Regions from separate parts of the Homo sapiens genome. Here region 1 is linked to region 2. The links are chromatin loops, found by intact Hi-C in ENCODE. Cell type or tissue: PC-3. All regions are shown on one strand. Region 1 overlaps GMDS-DT (GMDS divergent transcript). Region 2 has its middle 190 kb from the start of LINC02521.

The links. Peaks named below come from ENCODE experiments on the same cell type or tissue, not always from the same donor. Only the 100,000 strongest peaks of a DNase experiment are listed, where the experiment ranks them.
Region 1: a loop joins it to region 2, with 5 times the contacts of the local background. A loop is called at or near these places in 1 of 110 quality-filtered maps.

Annotation. Positions count from the first base shown.
Region 1 is chr6:2,375,331-2,379,330 of GRCh38, forward strand. All of the region lies in intron 4 of GMDS-DT (GMDS divergent transcript), which reads left to right. Among named protein-coding and RNA genes, the nearest start is that of GMDS-DT, 130 kb to the left of the region's middle. In PC-3, no CTCF peak of the experiment used is centred here; a DNase peak (open chromatin) is centred at 1,831; H3K4me3 peaks cover 645 bases; H3K27ac peaks cover 2,010 bases.
Region 2 is chr6:2,440,711-2,444,710 of GRCh38, forward strand. No RefSeq gene overlaps it. Among named protein-coding and RNA genes, the nearest start is that of LINC02521, 190 kb to the right of the region's middle. In PC-3, no CTCF peak of the experiment used is centred here; a DNase peak (open chromatin) is centred at 1,621; H3K27ac peaks cover 1,471 bases.

The DNA of each region.
Region 1 (4,000 bases), 65 kb before region 2:
ACACCACTGTTCCAGAACACCTGGGGCTTCTTTACCTGAGTATTATGCTATTCTCATTAAGCACAAGAACATGCAACAATTACGTAGAAGTGTGCGTGTGGGGAAAATTGAACACATTTCACAAGGGAATGGTGAGGGAGTGGGTATACAAAGCCGGCTTTGAACCTGCAAACCCGGGCCAGCCAACATGTCACAGGTGAGAGCGTGTTAGTGAGAGGGTGATGACAGTTCTGGGACCGTTAATTCATGGATCCTCAGATACACTCGGGCAATTGTTCTGGGTTTCCGGGAGGTGCGAGGGCGTTCCTCCTCCAGGGCGCGTGCAGGCCACGCTGAGCAGCCCTGCTGAACGTCTCCCGGTGTGCCGTCTCTCTGTTTCTCTGTTCCCCTTTCCGTCTTCTCTCTTATGTTCCTACTTGTCCTTTCTTCTTGACTTCCTCCTTTGTTCCAATGTGATGATTATGGACGAGTTAGAAAGAGGTAGTAAAACAAAATGAAGATAGTCTATTCGAATATTTGGCCGCCACCACTATAGCATAATATAAAATGCAGAAAAACCAGTTGGCAACTTCTCGTTGATTTGTAGGCCGTATGACGCCCCAGGTGTCATCAGGGCAGGTGGAGAGTGTCTCCTGCATCGTGGAATAAGTATGAAGCTTTGGCTCTGGCAATGACCACAGGACGTGGCATAAAAATGAATTTTTTTGTGGGGTAGAAATCTTTCCTGTTTGTGCTAAGAGCATTTGTCCCTTGTTATACACATAACACATATACAACCTCCCCTACACCCAACACACACACAGCACATCCAAATCCAACACACCACACACACATACACATATGTACACATCCAAAACACATTGACACCACACAGACTCCACACACCACACACACTCAACCCCTCCCCACAAACTCTAAACCTCCACTATATCCCCAACACATGCACCACACCACACACAAACTCAACACACCAAACACACATACACATATAAACACACATACCCACACCCAACACACACACACCCAGCACATATACACACCACACACCCTCTACACACCACACACAAACCTCCAAATATACCCAACACACACACCAACCCAATGCATTACACACACATATACAAATATACACACACTCAGCACACACACCCAACACACGCTGACATCCCACACACTCCACAACAGACTGCACACACAACCCCCCCATATACACAACTAACACGTACACACACACCATACCACATGTATCCACCACACATGTACACATGTGCACACACACACCACACGTGTGTGCCCACTCACAGCCGGATGGGGAAAAGCAGGCACAGCCAGTCAGGGGTGAGCAGCTGAAGAACCCTGATGGGAGCAGGTAGCCTGGAGGGACGTGGGGTTAACTCTTTCCAAATAAGGAGCTTTCCAAACTGCCATTTCCGTATTCTAAGGCTTGACAGCTTTTGAAAGGATGAAAAGAGCGTGTATTTTCCAGAAATCCTTCATGTGACTATTTGCTTCATTTCAATGCCTCAGAACACCACCAACAAAAAACCCACTCACACCCTTGCTGGTGGTTGCTACAGTGCAATTGGCTGCAGGCTTTTGTTTAGAAGTTTGCAGCAGTCCGGGAAGGAGGTTTTCTTCCTCCCGGAGCTGAGAAGGCCTGTCTTCAGCACCAACGTGTCTTCTGGCCTTGCCAATAAAGAAGTAAGAAGCCACTGTGAAAAAACCATCATTCTCAACAATAGGCCAATAAACGGTTGGCAGAAATGCCATGCGCGCCCCTCCGAGGACGGGGCAGCGTGTTTGAAGAGTCACCATGGTAGTGATATTTTATGAGCATGAGTCACTTGTCTGTTTTTCAGGGAGCGCTTTGCTCGGCCCATCTCTTTTAGTACATTTCCATTTGGTGTGGTTTGGCTGCTGAGTGCAGTGTGGCAGCAAGTTACTTAAAAACATTTCACAAAAAGCCAGATTCCCCAGCGCTGGCATACCTGTGGACCACATAGATGGCTGTAATTGCAAACAGCTGCCCACCCACCCACGGAACAGTGAGAGGTCATTTTAAAACATGTTAAAAATAGCCTGCCCCAGGAGAAGCTGGTTCATTTGTTGATTCAAAAATATTTGCCACCAAGAAGCGTGTTCTGAACATATACTCCAGTTAACATTTCAGAGGTTCACTCAGGACTAGTCCAAGGTTAACTTTAGTCCAGTTGCTCTGTGTATCCATGAATTCAACTAACCATGGATGACAAATATTCAGAAAAAAAAACAATAAAAAATAACAACACAACAATAAAAACAACACAAATTAAAAGAATGCACTATAAAACCACTCATATAGCATTTACATTATATTAGGTGTTATAAGGACTTGAGATGATTTGAAGTATACAGGAGGATGTGTGTAGGTTATATGCAAATACCATTTTATATCAAGGACATGAGCATCCATGCATTTTGGTAGCCAAGGGGGGCCCTGGGACCAATCCCTGGTGGATACCATAATTAATAATGATGATGATGGTGATAGCACATATTTATGGAGCACTTCCTCTGTGTGTGGTGCCCTCTCGGCATTGTGCATGCACTAACAGCCCTCACACCCCATGAGCTGAGTACTGTCCTGCTTCACACCTGCATGGGAATTTCTGAGAGGTGCTAGGAAGGCTGTACAGTATAAAAATGTCTCCCTTCTCCATTTGACAAGTCGTGTTTGTTAGTTTAGAATTACCATAATAGTGTTCCTCAACTAGTCTTTAAGGTGCCCTGAAAATAGAAAGAAAGTAGGAGACAGAGGGAAAAAGGGAGGAAGGAAAGAATCAGGGAAGGAGGAAAAGAAGGAAAGAAGGAAGGAAAGAGGGAAGGGAGGAAAGGAGGGAGAGAGGAAAGAGGAAGGAGAGAAAGTTCTAAAGTCAACTCAGTTTTTAAGGACTGTTAAACAGGTTTGTTTCTGTGGGACTTCTCAGAGCCTTTATTGTGACTTGGAGAAGGTTGGCATATGCAGTGTTTCCCAGACTTGACTTCTGATCCATTATTTCTAGGGCTGGTCTTGATGATTCCATGTTAGAATTGTCCCTGTGGGTGTTACACAGTGCCCTCAAGAGGAAGGCCTCTTTTAAATGCATGTGACCCTAGGGAATTCTTCACACCTGTGAGGCAACTGGTTTCACTTACATTTTTTCTTCACAACGGTAGAGGTATGGGATACTTAGGTAAGATTGTCCCCCTCTTCTTGCAGTGTTTATGGAGCACCTACTCTCTGCTAGGGAACTTGGAGAAGATATACCTTAATAAGGTTTGTGCGTTTGTAGAGGTACTGAAAAAAATGGGCAGAGTTATGAAAAAAGAATAAAAGGGCATTCCTGAGTCTTAGCGGATTTTTGTAAACATGTGCAAACTAACCAACAATCTAATAAGCCATACAGTTTTGCCAACCTATAAAGGGTTGGTATCACCAAAGCATAAATACAAAAGCCCATATAAAGTATTTTAATTGATCAGTGCTAAAAATATCATTAGAGAAGTTATCTGACCTGTTATATTAAGTTGATAATAGTAATGACTAGGATGATAAATAAAAACAAATACATGGTAAACATAAATATATCATTTTATTTAATTTCCCAGTCACCTTCTGAGATAGGACAAGTAGTGAATTCATTTCACAAGTGACCTATCGCAAAGTTATTTACAAAAACCAGTTAGGATAGTTTATTTATAGTGTGTTAAAGAAGCATTGGGAAATCAGCTAACATAATTTGTACATCTGTGAGACTTAACAGCTTTTCCTAGACATTTGCTCAATGCCAGCACTGTCTTCTACAGGGCATGAGGCACATAAATAGAACCTAATGGGTGCAAGGGGCTGGCAGGGGGCTTTTGGCCCATTTTATTTGTTTGCTGACTTTACTGTACTCACATTAAAGATTACTGCTTTGACTGGTTCCTTAATTTTGAGATAACTGCATTAGATCTTAATTTAACTTTCTGCCTCAGTATA
Region 2 (4,000 bases):
TGCAGGACTCCTTAGAGAATTGAATATAGAAATAGACACTGTTAAACACCATGTGAGAGATGAACATGCATTTCTGAACATAGTTAACTTATGGTCCAGGGAAGATACTTTTGGAAATGTTGATGTAAATGAACAATTCAACACTAGGTGCTCTGATTCTTTTGACTACATTTTATTCTCTCTCTTGCTCCATAGCCACCTACACTCTTACTTTCACCCTGACAATCTGTTTTGCTGTCTTTGTCTTCTTTCTACCTCTCCCCTGAAACTCATCTCTTGGACAAAGGAAGCCCTCATTATTATTATTATTTCATAGACAGCAGCCAAGTTTAAAATCTGGACTTATGGGTAGGAATTTTGGAAAGGCTGTAATTTCTTTCTTAGTTGGTGAAAAGGGGCTTTTGCCATTATTCTTTCCCAGACTTCTTATAAGACTTACACCATCAAAATTGTCTCTCACAACATTCATACTCTTTGCAGCTTTTAAATCATAGAGAAGATGGAGACTGTCTGAGGAGCTTGGCCAGGCCAGCCTCTGGGATACCGTTTGACATCAGCTCCCTTTTTGGTGGTCATATGCATGTGATTTGTCCCCACATCCCCATCTGTGCTGACCTTCCTCCCACCACTTACTTACTGGGGCTCTCGGCCCTTGTTAACAAGAGTAGGAGCAGCCAAATAGTTAGGGATGATGTGATTTCCCCCTTCACTCTCAGATGGACGATAGATCACAGACTCGCTATCATCAGCATCCCTGGATCTCGTTTGGGAAACACTCCTTTTTATGACTTTAGACTACGTTTATGTCAATGAAAATCATCCCCAAGCTACAGGAATTTGACTCAATAGCTAATTTCTCTTAATTTGCCCACAGCTGTTTTACCTGTGTTGACAATTTTCCTAAAGAAAAATGTTACCCCTTGTGGAGTTAAAGCCTTTTTCAATTTTGCCAGCATGTCAGAAATAAATGGCGTGCTAGTGCAAAGTTGCTTTTCAGTGAACCATGATCTTGCCAAAGCTGCATGTCCTCCCACTACATCATGGCTGTGAAAGGGAACTTTTAAAGCAGGTGGTGCCTGAGGTTTAAGGCTGGCTGGAGACAAAAACAAATGGAGGAGGCAACTGTTTTGAAAAACTACAACTCCCGTGTGGAAGCCCCATTTGGGAATCAACGTTTTAACCTACAGTGGTTGAAATACTTAATTAGATTCAAAGTAGAAGCTGGCTGCCACAAGACACCATCTCACCATTCCTTTATGAGCCCTTTAAAGTTGTAACTCAAACTTTTGCAAGTCAGTTTTAAGGCAGATTTGTTGACACACTTGTGGATGGCCAAAGTCAGGCTGTTGGTTTGCTTATTCAAAAGAATGGAAATTGTCTCTATGTACACGGTAACAGGGCTGTGATTCATAATCACTGCCTCTCAATGTTATGCTTTATTTCTCTTCCAGAAATAGCAATACACTTTCTTTCTTTAGACATTCTAGGTGTTTTGGAATACATAGATTTGTTTACTTTTTTACTACTTCTAAGATTGCTGGTCTCATTAGTGGAATGAAGAAATTCAAGTTGAGTGTTATCCTTCCTTGCATCTCTAACTCCTGAGGCAGAGCTGGTTGGGCAAATGTCAGGAAGTGAATGAGTGAGTGATGATGGTAATGGGTGAAGTCGTGTTTATGGTCATATACAGGGCTGAGTACCAAAGGTCAACATTTCCTTTCAGTCAGTAATAGGCTCACTGCTGTTAGATAACAACTAATATTTTCAGGGGAAAAAAGTCAGCTTAGAAATGAAGATTTATCTTTCCCCACCCAATCCCAGAAAATGATTTTGTATTTATTTTGATCTAGGCCCATTGTTTTTGGCTGTGATTCAAGAAAAGTAGAACAACCCTCTTTCCAAGTGGGAATTTGGGGGCTGCTATCTTTCTCTATATTTTTAAATCCTCAAAATCAGTAGGGGTAATACTGCCCCCAGATGAATAAAAATTGGTTCTTAAGGGGTGTGTTTTAAAAATCCTTTTTATATATAAGTCACAGATATACATATATGTAGTACATAAACACTATATCTGTGATATTAGAATCATACGGGGGATTGATTAGGGAAGATGTCTAAAAAGGGTTCCTTGGCGGAGGGGTGGTAATGAGTAAAAGATTGAGAAACGCTGTTCTAAATGGTCACTTTTTTTATAACTTGCTATTTGTAACACTAAGCATAGTTTCAAAGTCCCTGATTCCATTTACTCATAAAGAGATCCCGTAGGTTGGACAGGGTAGAAATAACAGGTATATCAACTATTCCAATTATGTATTTGCTAATCTTTTTTTTCTTTTCTTTTCTTTTTTTTCTTTTGAGACAGTCCCAGCCTGGAGTGTGGCAGCACAACCTTGGCTCACTGCAACCTATGCCTCCTGGGTTCAAACGATTCTCCTGCCTCAGCCTCCCAAGTAGCTGGGACTACAGGCAAGTGCCACCACACCTGGCTAATTTTTTGTATTTTTAGTAGAGACGGGGTTTTATCTTGTTGACCAGGTTGGTCTCGAACTCCTGACCTCAAGAGATCTGCCTGCCTCAGCCTCCTGAAGTGTTGGGATTACAGGTGTGAGCTATGGCACCTGGCCTATTTGTCAATCTTAATGGCCAAAACGTAACTATGTTATTTCAAATAGCTTCAGTGTTGCTATTAATTTACAGATTTATATCATGCCTATGTTTACATTGGTATGTTAGCTACGTAAATATACTCCCATTACAATTAATAAAATTGATATAATCTTTTTGAGGAAGAAAGAATTTTTAAGAAAGAATGATCATTCATTTTAGACAATATTTGGCCCAACACAATAATAGATAGTTAATTTGTGATCAGTTAATAATTAAGTTCTCTTTATTATAAAAATGTCATGCTGACATATGTGATTAAAACTTCTTGGATAGAATCTATTGCTGCTGTTATTGCTGAGGTAAGAACTAAGGGAAATCTTCCCTTTCATGTGTAAAGAGTTATATCCCCTTTTAATCTGTGATATCAGCATTTGTCCAAAAGCAGTTCTGTTTTCCAAAGATGATCATCCAGGCTAGGCATTAGAAAAACAGAAAAATCTATTAAAAAGAAAACATAAATCTGAGCTGTGTATTTGAAATAAAGAAGCTAGCACTTTCCAAAGTAAATGAAACAGGGTTTATCTTATTTTTCTCAGAAAAGGAAGGTTTGAAGCTAACCCATTTATGATTTCAAAGTCATGAACGGATTGGTGAAATAGTGATGGATCCAGTGTATATTTTATAGTAGCATGGAATTTAAAAAATAGGAACTCCTACAATATTATTTCATCCAAAGCATAATAAATAGAGAGAGTAGGGTCATTGGAGTCGATGATTTAAACAAATACCGTAGCTCAAGAGGCACCTAACATTGTGTGGAAAAAGTTGAAAAATGGCATTCGTCTGCTGGTGTTTTAAACACACTCCTCCTTCACGATTAACATGAAGATAAACCAAGTGAGGCCAGCTTTGCATTTTTCTTTTGGGTCAAAGGAAGTCACTAAGATATAATTTCATGTCCTACTCTGAAAATTTGGGGCTTAGTGTTATCATGATTTAGGCCATGTTTTTCATGGATTATACTGAGAAAGAAAAGTTGCTACAGTGCTCAGACCATTTAATTCCTTAGGAAAGTAACGTGATAGTTTCTCATGCCTCACATGAAGTCCACGCTGGGGAAAGGTGACCTTCTGAGTGCAAACCCCGTCCTGAGGTGTGGGGTCTTAAGGTGCCCATACTATTCAGTTTGCGAGTAGGGAGAGTAGATGCTAAGTTAGTTGTTAAGTGAATAAATCAGACTGTGAACTTCTCTTGGACAGGAACTGTGATTTTCTTGATGTAAAGGGGCATCAAGAAGGAGGAGGAGCTGGGCACGGTGGCTCATGCCTGTAATCCCAGCACTTTGGGAGGCCGAGGTGGGCGGATCACGAGGTCTGGAGATCGAGACAATCCT